Regions from separate parts of the Homo sapiens genome. Here region 1 is linked to region 2. Evidence: chromatin loops called from intact Hi-C (ENCODE). Cell type or tissue: tibial artery. All regions are shown on one strand.

What was found. A loop is a pair of places that touch in the nucleus more often than their neighbours do. Peaks named below come from ENCODE experiments on the same cell type or tissue, not always from the same donor. Only the 100,000 strongest peaks of a DNase experiment are listed, where the experiment ranks them.
Region 1: it touches region 2 in a loop (7-fold over the local background); 2 of 110 quality-filtered maps call a loop at or near these places.

What each region holds. Positions count from the first base shown.
Region 1 is chr21:28,670,042-28,678,041 of GRCh38, reverse strand. It overlaps a transcript of HEMK2 not described here. Among named protein-coding and RNA genes, the nearest start is that of LINC00161, 130 kb to the right of the region's middle. In tibial artery, no CTCF peak of the experiment used is centred here; no DNase peak of the experiment used is centred here; H3K27ac peaks cover 1,766 bases.
Region 2 is chr21:28,611,250-28,619,249 of GRCh38, reverse strand. It overlaps a transcript of HEMK2 not described here. Among named protein-coding and RNA genes, the nearest start is that of LINC00161, 76 kb to the right of the region's middle. In tibial artery, no CTCF peak of the experiment used is centred here; no DNase peak of the experiment used is centred here.

The sequences.
Region 1 (8,000 bases), 59 kb before region 2:
ATCCAGCTTTGTTCCATTGCTGGTGAGGAGCTGCATTCCTTTGGAGGAGGAGAGGCGCTCTGATTTTTAGAGTTTCCAGTTTTTCTGCTGTTTTTTCCCCATCTTTGTGGTTTTATCTACCTTTGGTCTTTGATGATGGTGACGTACAGATGGGGTTTTGGTGTGGATGTCCTTTCTGTTTGTTAGTTTTCCTTCTAACACTCAGGACCCTCAGCTGCATATCTTTTGGAGTTTGCTGGAGGTCCACTCCAGACGCTGTTTGCCTGGGTATCAGCAGCGGAGGCTGCAGAACAGCGAATATTGGTGAACAGCAAATGTTGCTGCCTGATTGTTCCTCTGGAAGTTTTGTCTCAGAGGAATACCCAGCCGTGTGAGGTGTCAGTCTGCCCCTACTGGGGGGTGCCTCCCAGTTAGGCTACTCGGGGGTCAGGGACCCACTTGAGGAGGCAGTCTGTCCGTTCTCAGATCTCCAGCTGCGTGCTGGGAGAACCACTAGTCTCTTCAAAGCTGTCAGACAGGGACATTTAAGTCTGCAGAGGATACTGCTGCCTTTTGTTTGGCTATGCCCTGCCCCCAGAGGTGGAGTCTACAGAGCCAGGCAGGCCTCCTTGAGCTGTGGTGGGCTCCACCCAGTTCGAGCTTCCCAGCCGCTTTGTTTACCTACTCAAGCCTCGGCAATGGTGGACACCCGTCCCCCAGCCTCGCTGCCACCTTGCAGTTTGATCTCAGAGTGCTGTGCTAACAAGGAGCAAGGCTCCGTGGGTGTAGGACCCTCCGAGCCAGGCGTGGGATATAATCTTCTGTTGTGCCGTTTGCTAAGACTGTTGGAAAAGCACAGTATTAGGGTGGAGGTGACCCGATTTTCCAGGTGCTGTCTGTCACCCCTTTCTTTGACTAGGAAAGGGAATTCCCTGACCCCTTGCGCTTACCGGGTGAGGCGATGCCTTGCCCTGCTTCAGCTCACACTTGGTGTGCTGCACCCACTGTCCTGCACCCACTTTCTGACACTCCCCAGTGAGATGAACCCGGTACTTCAGTTGGAAATGCAGAAATCACCCATCTTTTGCGTCGCTCACGCTGGGAGCTGTAGACTGGAGCTGTTCCTATTCGGCCATCTTGGCTCCATCTTAAAGAATTTTAAAAGTCATTTTTTCCAGAATTATATTGTTGTAGGACTCTCTCCTTAGTTCCACTAAAGATGTGGGTCCTTGCCACATGGCCATAAAAAATTAGGCTCACAGACAATTTGAAGGGTGAGAATAATGGAATTTATTGGGCAAAAGGGGGAAAAAGGGGAAATAGGGACCCTCCACAAAGCCAGGGTCCGCTAGTGTGCTTCCTGCCTCACAGATTGAATCCTGGGTACCACCCAGGAAGAGGAGGGGCCAGGCTCCTCGCTGCTGCAAAGGCGCGAACTTCTGTGGCTACACCCCAGTGCATGCTCCTCCCAGTGTGCAGGCCAGTTGGAGTTTCTCTCGGGACCCCCTCCCACCTGGCTGTCTCTGTATTTTCAGGATTTTGATCTTTCAGGATTTCAAGATGATGATATTTGGGATTGTGTCTTTTGTGATTATGATCAGCTCCTGTTGAAGTCCTAACCCCCTGGTACCTCAGAAAGTGACTGTATTTGGAAATAGGGTCTTTGAAGGGGTAATTAAATTAAAATGAGGTCCTATTGTGGGCCCTAATCCAAGCTGACTGGTGTCTTCACAAAATGAGGAGATTAGAACGTAGACACACACAGAGGGACTACCATGTGTAGACACAGGAATCTACCAGCTAAAGACAGAGGCCTCAGGAGAAATCAACCTTGTTGACACCTTGATATCAGGATTTCAGCCTCCAGAATTGTTAAACAATAAATTTCTGTAGTTGAAGCCACCCAGTCTGTGGTAGTTTGTTATGGCAGCCCTAAAAACCATACACCAGGGCAGTTTGCTTCAAATTCTACCTTGCTAGCTTTTGTACTTTATCTGCTGCTGAGCTTTGGCTCTGACTCCGAAGGCCCAGACAGTGGAATTGGGGTTAAGCATGAAGGATTCTGTGTTGGAGTAAATTCCACGGGGCAGGGTAATGCCCAGCTGGACTTGCAAGAGAAAGTGGCCCAAGAGAAGAAAGAACTTCATAATTCCAAATGAGAAACTTCCTGTAGCAGCTCCAGGCCCTTCTAAGAAGAGCTAACACAGATGCAACATTCTGGATTACTTTTACTGTCCACTCTGCGGGTGAGGAAAAGTGTGTCTGACTCCAAGTTAAAAACACACACTCCAATATTGCAGGAATTATTAGTAAGATGAGTTCTCAACTCTCTGTTCTCAGTCCCCAAAGATGGACTGGGCCCAGGGTTTGTGCCTTTCCCAGCTCCAAGTCAGAATATGCGTTCCTGAAAATCTGCCCTCTTGGTTGAAATGCAAGTCATCAAATTAATCTTGATGCATCATCAATCCTTATAGTTTCTAAGGGCATGCCCTGAGCAAGGTTAAAATGTTCCCTGTTCTGTCTCTGTCTTGTAACATTTGTGTTCAACTTGCCCTCTTTTTGTTGCCAATGATGGATATCCTGCCCTACTGCTGACAGTCTTGTTGGCAGTCACTTTAGATATTCAAAACACTTAATAACAGTTAGATCACGAGTTTTCAAAATAGGGACACTGGGAGGGGTTGATGAGTCAGGCTGTGCTCTGCCTGACATAATTTGTGAATTGCCAACTTGAGATGTATTCATTTATTATCTTTTAGGATTGATCCATTTTTCATTTTTATTATCATGTTTGAATAAATGTATTGTTTAAAGCAGCAAAAGGTTGCTATTTCACTTCCGTAATCATTGTACATAAAAGAGGAATAAGTTTACTTGTTCTATCTTGTATGAGGAAGACATGGACAAATAAGCCAGTTGTTTGGAAGCACTTGGTAAATGTGCTAAAATCACACAGTAAGCATAAGTTTACTATAATTTACCAATGTGTTTTAGCCCGTAGGTCCTTAGGTAGCTAATGAATCATTTAGTTACTGGGTGCTATGATCTAAATGTTGATGTGCCCCCAGAATTCATATGTTGAAACCTAACTCCCAATTCAATAGTATTAAAGGGTGGGGCCTTTTGGGAAGTGATTAAGTCATGAGGACTCCACTTTCATGGGTGGGATTAATGCTCTTATAAAAGAGGTTGAAGCGAGCTGCCTTGCCTTTTTGGCCATGTGAGGACACAGAGAAAGCACCATCTGTGAGAAACAGGGCCTCCACTATATACTGAACTTGCCACCACCTTGACCTGGGACTTCCCAGTTTCCAGAACTGTGAGAAATAAATTTTTTATGATTTACCCAGTCTAAGATATTTTGTGACAGCAGCAGGAATGGACTAACATACTGGGTCTAGCAAAGAGTTCTCAAGGTGAGTGCTCAGATCTGGAGACAAAAAGAACTAAAACCAGAAAAAATTAATGCAGTTGGGCAATCAAGGAGTGAGATCATGAAGTGAGCCTTCCATTTAACTCCAGAGAAGCAGGACAAGCTCCCTGGGAGTCTCATTCTGTCTGCCTACCTCTGAATGAGTTATGCTTTTGAGAGTCTTTGACTGGGGCTGCTGTTACCAGAAGGGGGTCCAGATCCAGACTCCAAGACAGGGTTCTTGGATCTTGAGCGAGAAAGAATTCAGGACAAGTCTATAAAGTGAAAGCAAGTGTATTAGGAAAGTAAAGGTATAAAAGAATGGCTACTCCATAGAGCAGTCCTGAGGGCTGCTGGTTGCCAATTTTTTATGGTTATTTCTTGATGATATGCTAAACAAGGAGTGGATTATTCATGCCTCCCCTTTTTAGACCATATGGGGTAACTTCCTGATGTTGCCATGGCATCTGTAAACTGTCATGGCGCTAATGGGAGTGTAGCAATGAGGATGACCAGAGATTACTCTTGTCGCCATCTTGCTTTTAGTGGGTTTTGGCCGGCTTCTTTACTGCAGCGTGTTTTATCAGCAAGGTCTTTGTGACCTGTATCTTTTGCTGACTTCGTATCTCATCCTGTGACTTAGAATGCCTTAACCCTCAGGGAATGCAGCCCAGTAGGTTTCAGCCTCATTTTACCCAGCTTCTATTTAAGATGGAGTTGCTCTGGTTCAAATGCCTCTGACACTACCATCTGAGTTATCTGAGTGGTTAATTTTAACGAATGTTTTGTCCTCAAACCTTGAAGGACATTGTTGATTATAATGCAAGAGAAACTATTCATTTTATGCATTTTTCACTTATGTAGCTTTTTCAAGTCATATATTCATATGACCATATATGTGGGTTATATGTGAGCTAAGTGTTTGAGTTTGGAATGTTGCTGAGAATATAAATTTATCTGAAGTTTATTTTTGGAGTGAGAAAGTAGATTTAAATCTGACACTACCATCTGAGTTATCTGAGTGGTTAATTTTAACGAATGTTTTGTCCTCAAACCTTGAAGGACATTGTTGATTATAATGCAAGAGAAACTATTCATTTTATGCATTTTTCACTTATGTAGCTTTTTCAAGTCATATATTCATATGACCATATATGTGGGTTATATGTGAGCTAAGTGTTTGAGTTTGGAATGTTGCTGAGAATATAAATTTATCTGAAGTTTATTTTTGGAGTGAGAAAGTAGATTTAAATCCACTTTCAGCAATGTAAAGAGAAGTAGTGTCAGACAAATTTCTTTTCTTTAAATACTTCTAAATTTTCTGAATCAGACAAATTTCTGATTGGAGAAAACAGTTATGAATGATTCATTTGAATGATTGCTAAAACACTATCATGCATTTTTCTAGACAATCTTTCTTTCTTCCCCCTTTCATCCTTTCTTCTTTCTGTTTTTCTTTCTCTCCCTTCCCCTCCCTCTCTCCCTCCCTTCCTTCCTTCCTTCCTCTTTTTCTTTCCTTCCCTCCTTCCTTCTTTGCTTCCTTCCTTTCTTTCTTCCTTCCTCCCTCTCTCTTTCTCTCTCTTCTCTTTTCTTTCTTTCCTTCCTCCCTCCCTCTCTCCTTTCTCTTTCTTTCTTTCTTTCTTTCTTTCTCTTTCTTTTTCTTTCTCTCTTTTTTTATTTTTTTTCTTTCTCTCTCTCTCTGCCTTCCTTCTTTTTGCGTTTATCATGTAGAAGGAAGAATAGAAAAGGAAGGTATTTTTTGTTTGCTTAGTTGAATCAGGAGTTGGGAGATAAAAGGAAGAGCTGAGACTTAGCTCACATCTGTGAGGGAAGAATTACATTTTTAATTTTTAAATTAAAACAAGTCAAGAAAAATGGAAAGAGAGAGCAGCGTCAAGAAGAGAAAAAGAGCAGGGCATTTGGTTGCTTTGAGTCATACAAGTGTCTTGGATAGCCTACTAATACAGCACCACCTTAAACCATTGTCTTTAAATATTCTCTCTACATTTAATTTAAAGGAGGGGTGTACACTGGTTGGGGAACAAGAGGAGAAAGACCACCTCCTGGAGAGCCCGCTTTCTTCTCTATTAATGGAGAAATTCAGCTCAGGCCCCAAAACTTGCATGTTCTTTTCTACCAAACAGGAGCCTTGCACATTTCTGACAGGGCAGAGGAGCAAACATTTATTTGCAATTCTAGGATTCACCTCAAGAGTCTTTTTGGCTACAAATGACTTAAAGCTCTCTTTGTAAACATATGCAGTCCTCTCCTTGGAAAATATTATGGTCAATACCATTTTCTACATCTTAAATTTCCAGTGGAAATTTAACACCCAGTGATAGGCAGTATCCCTTATAGATTGGTACTTGGGGCAGTTGTTAACCTGAGGAAGACAGAGGGTGAGAAAGAGACAGAGAACAAGCCTCTGTGGAGGACAGGACTCAGCAAAGGGAAGTTCCAAATGATTTAACATCTGTTTCAAGTGAAGAGAGAACTAGACAAATGTTTAATGAGAATGATAACTATTTAAGCCTATGTTTCTTTTTTTGGGAGTTTGCTTTGCAAAAGAGCCTACTATCTAATGTGCTCTGGTGATTGAAAAACAACGTGTACTTTAAACTTGCCTATGACTGGTCATGTGATTGATGGGTCTTGAGTTGTTCTGCTCCACTGTAGAGTGAATAAGTCACAGAATTTCACAATTTTCTGTTTTCCAGCGAAATGATAGGGGAGACCATATATTGGATTAAAGGTTTTGCAAATTAAATTGTGAATATTAGTGCTATGGCAGAATTTACGTGTGACATTAAAACTAACATTTTCAAAGAGTGGAAATGATTCAGAGGATCATGTTTATGATTGTGGAAGCAACCGTCAGATGTAATAAAAAAGCCAAGCTTCCTAGTGACTAAGGGTGTAAACGAGATTTATGGAATGATGATATCCCTGGCATTGCTATACGAAACTCAGCTTCTTGGGAATTAGCATCAAGCACTCTGAGTCTTCTAAACACGTTATAAACACCAGGTTATTTGCCCACCCCACTCCTACCACACTGCAGTAATCCAGGTTGTATTTATCATCATAGTCTTCTGGGCTGGGAAATCACTTCTTCTAGTCCCAGAAATGTTTGATTTCATGTCAAATGAATACAGAGTTGGTCTTTGCTCACCTCTAAGGCTGGATATATGAAGAGGATTCTTCCTTTTCTAGCAGCCAGAGGAAGAGGTTGCCTGCAAAAGGAGGATGCATGGTAGCGTTAACCTGAAATCTTCCTCTCATGATTAGGGCCCACTTTATTACCTTGGGTTTTCAGACAGGATTTATTTGGACCTTTACTCTTTCTTCCAACAGTGCACTGCTTCTCTCCCACCACTGCCTGTTCTCACTTTCTTTCGAAGACGTGATTAAGTTTCCACATTTGTTTGGTCCCTCAAAAGGCAAAGATGAAGTACAGGAGAAATACATGGATCACAGGCAAGATCCAAAGCTGGCTGCAGTCTCTGAGGCCTGAGCCTCCCGTGAAGGCTCTTGCCCCTCCTTGTTCCATACATCTTTCTTCTTCATAGCAAGACACTCCCATTAAGCCCAAAAGCCCAGAGTGCAACTCAGATATACAATATATTACCTGTTGCATCACTTTCTTTGATATAGTTTGACTCTGTGTCCCCAACCAAATCTCATCTCAAATTGTAATCCCCATAATCCCCATGTGTCGAAGGAAGGACTTGGTGGGAGGTGATTGGATCATGAGGGTGGTTCCTCCCATGCTGTCTTGTAATAGTGAGAGAGTTCACACCAAGATCTGACAGTTTTATAAGCATTCGACAGTTCCTTTTTCACATGCTCTCTCTTGCCTGCTGCCATGTAAGACATGCCTCCTTAGCCTTCCGCCACAACTGTAAGTTTCCTGAGGCCTCCCCAGCCATGTGGAACTGTGAGTCAATTAAACCTCTTTGCTTTATAAATTACCCAGTCTCAGGGAAGTTCTTTGTAGCAGTGTGAAAACGGACTAATACACTTTCTAACAGGACAGAGCTCTGACAATACTTCTCAGATTCACTAGCTTAGTAGAAAGATCTGCCTTGCAATGTCAGCCTCCAAGAGTCTTGAGATGATAGAGGCTGTCTGTGTGTGAGAAGTTTTTCTTGAGTAGTTTTATTGAATAGAGAGAAACCGTGTCCTTATGGCCTCAAGACAGTACACAGCAATGAGAAAAGAAAATGGACTCTGGAGATGTAAAAGATACCACACATGGCTAAATGTTTGGTTGAGTGACAGAATAAATTCTATTTTAGGTTTTAATTTCATTTTTACAAAATAAAACTAAGAATATTTTTAATCATGTGGGACAGAGTCATTTGCATCAGTTCCTTTGCCCATTTAGACTGTAGGCTCTGTTTCTCAAAACTATAAATTCTGTATTTAGTTTAAGAAAGTATATTTTTGATTGAGGTTAACACAATATTTAAGTTAATGGAAAACATGCTTCCATTGCAGAGTATTTCCACCAGGATTGCTGGATTCTGTACAACAATCTGTTTCTATTTTGAAAAAAAAAATGATGCTGTTATATGACCTAAATATTCCTATTTTCTCTTATTTCACT
Region 2 (8,000 bases):
TGTAACAATAGTCATGTATCGTCTCCAAGCTCTGAATGCTAGGAGTTCAAAATCCAGATATTGACAAGATTGTTTCCTTCTGAGGGCTGCGAGGGAAGAATCCACTCCAGGCTTCTCTCCTTGGCATGTAGATGGCCGTCTTCTCCCTGTGTCTTCATATTATCTTCCCTCTGTACATGTCAGTGTCTAAACTTCCTTTTCTTATAAGTACACCAATCATATTAAGTTAAGGCCTACGCTAGTGACCTAATTTTAACTTCATAGCTTTTGTAAAGACCCTCTCTCCAAATACAGTCATACGGTGAGGTACCAGGGGTTGGACTTTACATGAATTTTTTTAGTAGACACAATTCAGTTCATAACGACCAATGTACATGGAATACTCCATCAAAAGTTAGTTTATTATTACATATAAACTTGAATGTTAATTTTCCACAGTCACACTAATAAGTGTAAAAAGTGATCATTAGTATTGAGCGAGCTGTGTGCCAATGTACTGTCAAAAAGTAAAAGTACCTTAGGATATGTGTTCATGTGTGCAAGGATGAGTTATAGGAGAGTGTTGTATAGGATCATTGACAGATTATAAATCTGTTTCTAATTGTTTTTCAACGATATCAATTTACATGGTAATTTTTAAGAAGAAGGAGATCAATCCAAAATATACAGTTAAATGAGGTTCACCTGTGATTCAACAATATTTTACTAGTGGACTTAGCTTTGCTTTAATAATCAATTCAAAATAAAATTTCCAAGTGTAGTTTTGACACAAATCTTTTATTTATAGTAGAGAATGATTTAGAAGTGTAAAATAAACTATGAACTATGTGTCAACATATGAGCCATTAATCAAAGATTAAGTGCATGGTAATTACAAGAAAATAGGCCAGAAAATTCCTTTTGTAAGTTCAAGCAAAAAACATATTTGTTTTTGTGAATATACAGTTGTAAGTCATGAAAACCTGAACATTTTACTTTGAAAAGTAAGGTCACAGAGGAAGAAGCTATGAGGGATTTGAAATTCTTAAGTCGCATTTCAAGGAGAAGTAATTTAAATATGCTTATTGTACCACTCATATTATTAATTTTAAATTCTTATCCTAATTTTGATAGCTCTTGATTCTGTTTGTCTTGTTATTCTTTTAATCTTTAAAACAGCCAAGGCTGGGCGTGGTGGCTCACACCTGTAACCTCAGCCCTTTGGGAGTTTGAGGTAAGAGGATCACTTGTGCCCAGGGGTTTGAGACCAGCCTGGGCAACATAGTGAAACTCCATCTTTACAAACAGTACAAAAATTAGCCAGGCTTGATGGCATATGCCTGTAGTCCCAGCTACTCAGGAGGGTATGGTGGGAGGCCACCTGAGCCTAGGAAGTCGAGGCTGCAGTAAGCCATGATCATGCCACTGCACTCCAGCCTGGGTGACGGGAATGAGACTCTGTCTTAAAAAAAAAAAAAAAGGCAGTCAAGAATACCAAGTACCATAATATTAGAGATGAATCAAGCATTCTTATTTTGCTGTTTCCAGGAATAGCTTACAATTTTAATTTATGACCTTTAGAAATATTATTTTGTCCAGGCACTGAACACAAAGTGCCATATCATGAGCTGCTAAGGTAGGAAGAATCAGCAGATTGTTTGGATTGTGAAGAGACAACTTTTATATGCATCTCTCCATGCGGCAATGGCCAATGCTTTGTAGAGCTGAGAGAACTCATAGTATTGTGACTAGAGGTGGCAGTCTGAGAGCTTACAGCAATGGTTGGCTGATTAGCAGTAAGTACTTATGAGGTGTGAAAGGGAAGCAGTGAGAGATTTGATACTGACACCATTAAGGGACTTCAGTATGAAATCAGCACAAAATAACATAATCTTAGCATGTCATGCAAGGTCTTTCATTATTTGGTCCTTGTTTGCATCTCCAGTCTCATTTTGCACTGTTCTCCCTGCCTCCCTCTACTCCAGCCCTGCCAGATGTGCTTCAGTTTCTCAATGCTAAACTGCTTCCCATCTTAGGGCCTTGGCATTGGCTGTGCCTCTGTGTGGAAGGTTCTTCTAGATCTTCATATACATGTAACCTTCCTCAGCAAGGCTATTCCAGACCACCCAATTCAAATTAGCCACCAAGTCGCTCTCTGACCTATTGCCTTGTTGTACTTCACTGTCTGGCTTCTATGTCTAAGTCTTATTTTTCTTGTTTATTTATTTATTTTTTTCCCTTACCAACTAATTGTCTGTGGCCAGCTCACTGGAGCCTAAGCTCTATCATAGCAAGACTTTATATACTTTGTATCACTGTGCCTCAGTGCCTTAAAAAGTGCTTGGTACCTGATGGTTTCTTATTTAATATTGGTGAAGTAACTGAGCAAGAATGACAATTATTTGATTGCCTGCCACGATGGTTAGATCCAATCCTGAGTGATGTGTTGAGTTTTTTGAGTTGGAGAGAGAGAAACTGGAATCCATCCACAAATGAGAAACTAGAATAGCAAAGGGTATACAAATGGTACTTGTAGGGTAGGAACTGGCAATATTCAATCTGGAAAATATTTAAATGACTAGGAAATAGAAAAACAAATTACAAGAACACAGTATCCAACTTGTTAAAAGAAGAATTTTCTGATAATTTTGAGCTTTCCTACAATGGCGTAGGCTAGCATTTCAGCACAGGAATTTTTCATGTGTCAGGGAAGTTTTAGAGAGAATTTTGCAGGTAATAGAATTTAAAAAAACTACAGTTTCTTAAAAATCTAATATTTTATTAGAATAAGACTTTACATAAAAATTCATAACTTTTCAAACAAGACTAATTTTTAAAAATTATCTTTAGCTCATACATTTTAGGCACGGTTCATTCTCAATACTGCTGGATATAAGTCCATATTTCCAATAATTTTTTTATTGTTTCAATGGCAAGTCTTGTCATATCTGATGAAAATTGCCATTGTTTTTCAAAATCTCATGATGTGATTAGCGAAGAACCTCTCCCCAAAGCAGAAGAGTTAGTTCTACATTTCCTTGTTGCTTATATTATTAGCACTATCTTCAGCCTTGAAAAATCTTTTAAAGCTACTTTTTGAGGATTAGAGAAATTATGTCTAGACAATTTGATCTGCAAGCTGAAAGTGATCAGTGACTGAAGCTTCCACTGTCAACCCCTGTTTATTACAAAATGTTCCCTCTGGAGACCCCATGTACTAAACATGATGAGTGGCACTTGATATATGGACCTAGTGAAGATGCCATTATTTGTACTTTAAATATTAGTTATGATTATTTTTTTCTTCTTGTTATAAAAATCAGCATAACTTTTGACTTGTTTTCATACCTCAGTGGGCTATCTTAGACTTCCTGTGATTTATCTACCCCACTCTGGAGATCACTGCACTAGTTCCTGTATAACATCTAGCATTAAAAATATGAAAGCAATCGTTAAGCCTTTCCATTTTGAACCTAATTATAATGCATTAACAAATAAAATTCTAGCCTTGTGGAAGGCAGACAAACATGGCATTCCATACCATATGGACTGTAGTTCTAGTGATTTCACTTTGGGTTTTCCAGTACAAGATTTAAACAAGGGACCAAAGAAAAGTGCCCCTCCTCCTGGTTTTGAAATAACCAGAAGGGAAATAAAATCTACACTTTTTATTTTTATTTTTTTGGCAAGAATTTATTGTAATGAGCAGAATCTGAAAGCTCAGTTCATTCCTGACTTTTTGGTCCTCATGCTGGTGTGCTTATGACTCCAGCTCTGTGACTCAACATTCCTCTCTGCTGGTCCTGTGGTCTAATCTCATTATCATTCTCGGAGGTGGGGGTTTGTGGGGAAGAGAGAGAGAGAGAGAGACAGCGACAGAGACAGAGAGACAGAGAGAGGAAAAGAAGAAGGAAGAGAAGGAAGAGGAGGAGGGGGAAAAGGGGAAGGAGGGAGGAAAGGAAATGGGAAAGAGAGAGACGACCCTAGTAAAACCCCGAAGAATGTATTTCTTTCTTATTCCTTTCTTCCTTCCAGCATCTTACTCCCTGCGTCTTCCTGCTTCATTCAGGGTCATGAACTACAGATCTTTCTAAGAATCATTTGAATGCAGTGGGAAATTAAATTCTTCCCTTATTTGCAGACAAATAAGAGTCAGTTTTATTAATAAATGAGGAAAGGGAGAAGCCACCCATATCACCCTTGTATCTCACCATGCTGGGACATTCCTACTTTGCAGTTAAGAAATTCTGTCCCTGTAGACAAGAAGAGGCATTCTGAACCATGCATTCCAGAGAAACGTTCAGAGATTAGGAAGGGGTTATGGAATTTTATATAGAGTGGGAAAAGGCCTCACTGAAAAAGCAATGCTTACAAGATTGAAAAATATCACTCAATGCTCTGAAGGGTTTTGAAACTCAAAAAGAGAACCACTTTTGTGCTGTCCTTAGAGGCTGCTGTGTTAGCGAATTCTCTAGGTGAGCCTGTGCCATATGCCATGTGGAGGCGTTTGTGCTACTTCCGGTAACACACTTCTTGGATAGGATTTGAATCAGATGTCATCTATTAAATTCCATATTCTAGTGGTTCATATGTCAGCAAAATGTCACTGTAATCTAATTTATATAAGGACTTTTTCTTCCAAAAAATGTCATTTAGTTTTACAAATTGCCTACCATGTTTTTCTTAATAGCCGTAGAGCCCAAGAAAATGGCGAAGTCTCAAGTTGAAATCTTGGCTTTGGCTTACACTATTTGATCATATTTTTCACTCTGAAAACTTCTGGAAAGCTTTTTATTTCAAAGTTTTGTTAAATTGCAAAATGTCTGATGGACAGGTTTCAATATGTTTTTTTTTTAATGTATGAAAACCAGTAGAGTGAATTATCAAAAGTAATCCTAACTAACATTATGCTCCATAGTGAAGAGTTGAAGAAAAATTTAAAAGCCGTACCATAGAAACTTAAAAAAAAACCCACCAGATTATAAGAATATCAGTCTAGTGTAAAGGATATATATGTTCACAGAAAAGAATAGACATCTTAGGTAGTTCTAATTTTGTAAACTATATGTAATTCATCTTTTCTCACTCAATTACCTACCATGGTTAGAAAGTTTTGTATATTGCACCATGATTGTAAATTCAATTCCTGGATGGAGATGGGGGAGGAAAAGAGAGGGAAAGGAATTATAAACTTTATTCAAATTGACATGCATTGCTGCAATAGGGCCTCATAATATGTATGCAAGAGACAGGCATTGGTTTGTTGCTGCTTCTAGAAAATATTCCCACAGTGAAGAAAACATAGCACTGCACTTGAACCGTGGGGAGAAAGTCATGGGTATCTTTTTCCCTGAAGAAAGTGCACTTTTATAATGATGCTTTACAATGGAAATGTAAGTCCTAGTCAGCAAGCTTCATCAGTGTAGGAGTACTGCAACTTAGATTTGAGGACATTTCTTACATGTTTAACTCCATTTCTTTTTTTTTCTTTTAAAACACTTAAGGTCTTTATTTAATACAAATGCTATCTTGGAAATGTGACACATTAAGCTAAATGACTTGGCCTGACTCTTTTTAGTGAATTAATTATATTGTTAGATAGGTCCTGGTTTTGGTTAAGGGCAAAAAAAAAAAAAAAAAAAAAAAAAAAAGAATATGCAGAAAGAAAGGAGAGAAGGCTACCATAATAGTGAGGATCCTGAGAAGACAAGGCAAATACTTTTGCTGGTGGGTAATTTGAAAAAGTTATTTAATCTCTCTATACAATGGTTTCCCCATCTATAGTGTGGGAATTCTGATGGTATCCTATTTTATTTTATTTAATTGATTTTTCTCTTTGAACTTTGAAAAGTTTCTTTATTTTGACTAAGCTTTTTGCTGCTGGCTAAAATGAGTGCAAGCTATGTACAGTCACAGTTACATTATGGAGGGAGGTATCAGCAAATATAGAAGTTCTTGATTCTAGAGTCAAAATTTGCTGGAAGTCACCCCGATCATGTGTACCACTTCAGGTCCACCAGTATACAAGCCACTCTGTGGTTTCTGTGCTATATATACATACAGATACATATTATGTACAGTCACATAGCTTGCACTCATTTTGTATATAATATATATATATATTTAGGTATCTATCTATCTGTAGATCTGTCTATCTATCTATCTATCTATCTTTCTATCTATCTATCTATCTATCACATTTCTTCATCCACTTGTTAATTGATGGGCATTTGAATTGCATTAAATTTGTAGATTGCTTTTGGCAGTATGGTCATTTTCACAATATTGATTCTACCCATCTATGAGCATGGGATATGTTTCTATATGTTTGTGTCATCTATGATGTCTTTCATCAGTGTTTCGTAGTTTTCCCTGTAGACGTCTTTCACTTCCTTGATTAAGTATATTACCAAGTATTTTATTTTTTATTTTTGCAGCTATTGTAAAAGGGGTTGAGTTCTTAATTTGATTCTCAGCTTGGTTGCTGTTGGCATATAGAAGAGCTACTAATTTGTATACTTTAATTTTGTATATGAAAACTTTGCTGAATTCTTTTATTAGTTCTGGGAGCTTTCTGGAGGGGTTTTAGGGGTTTGTAGGTAAACAGTCATCATCAGCAAACAGTGACAGGTTGACTTCCTTTTCACCTATTTGGAAGCCCTTTATTTCTTTCTCTTGTCTGATTGCTCTGGCTAGGACTTCTGGTGCTGTGTTGAATAGAAGTGGTGAAAGTGGGCATCCTTGCCTTGTTCCAGTTCTCAGGGAGAATGCTTTCAACTTTTTCCCATTCAGTGTAATGTTGGCTGTGGGTTTGTCATAGATGGTGTTTATTACCTTAAGGTATGTCCCTTGTATGCCGATCTTGCTGAAAGTTTTAATCATAAAGGGATGTTGGATTTTGTCAAATGCTTTTTTTTGCATCTATTGACATGATCATGTGATTTTTGTTTTAAATTCTGTTTGTGTGGTATATAGCATATATTGACTTGCAGATGTTAAACTATTCCTGCATTCCTGCTATGAAACCCATTTGATCATGGTGGATTATCTTTTTGATATGCTGTTGGATCTGGCTAGCTAGATTTTTTTTTTTTTTTGAGGATTTTTGCATCTATGTTCATCAGGGATGTTGGTCTGTAGTTTCCTTTTCTTGTTATGCCCTTTCCTGGTTTTGGTGTTAGGGTGTTACTGGCTTCATAGCATGATTTAGGGAGGATTCCCTCTATCACTATCTTTTGGAATAGTGTCAATAAGATTGGTACCAATTCTTCTTTGAATTGAATGTCTGATAGAATTTAGCTGTGAATTCGTCTGTCCTGAAATTTTTTTGTTGGTAACTTTTTTTTTTTTTTTTTTTTTGAGATGGTGTCTCTCTCTGTCTCCCAGACTGGAGTGCAGTGGCACGATCTTCACTCACTGCAACCTCTGCTTCCCTCCTGGGTTCAAGCGATTCCCCTTCCCCAGCATTCTGAGTAGCTGGGACTACAGGTGCCCACCACCATGCACAGCTAATTTTTGTATTTTTAGCAGAGATGAGGTTTTGCCATGTTGGCCAGGCTGGTCTTGAACTCCTGACCTCAAGTGATCCATCTGCCTCAGCCTCCCAAAGTGCTGGGATTACAGGTGTGAGCTGCTCCTGGGATTACAGGTGTGAGCTGCTCCCATTTAAAATGGTAATTTTAAATTACTGTTTCAGTCTTGCTGCTTGTTGTTGGTCTGTTCAGAGTCTATTTATTTTTGGTTTACTCTTGCATGGTTGTATATTTCTAGGCATTTATCTATCTCCTCTAGGTTTTCTAGTTTATGCATGTAAAGATGTCCATAGTAGCCTTGAATGATCTTTTGTATTTCTGTGGTATCAGTTGTAATATCGGTTGCAGTATCCAAGAGGTTTTGATAGGTTATGTCACTACTATCATTCAGTTCAAAGAATATTTTAAATTCTACCTTGATTTCATTATTGACCCAATGATCATTCAGGAACAAGTTATTTAATTTCCACGTATTTGCATTATTTTGAG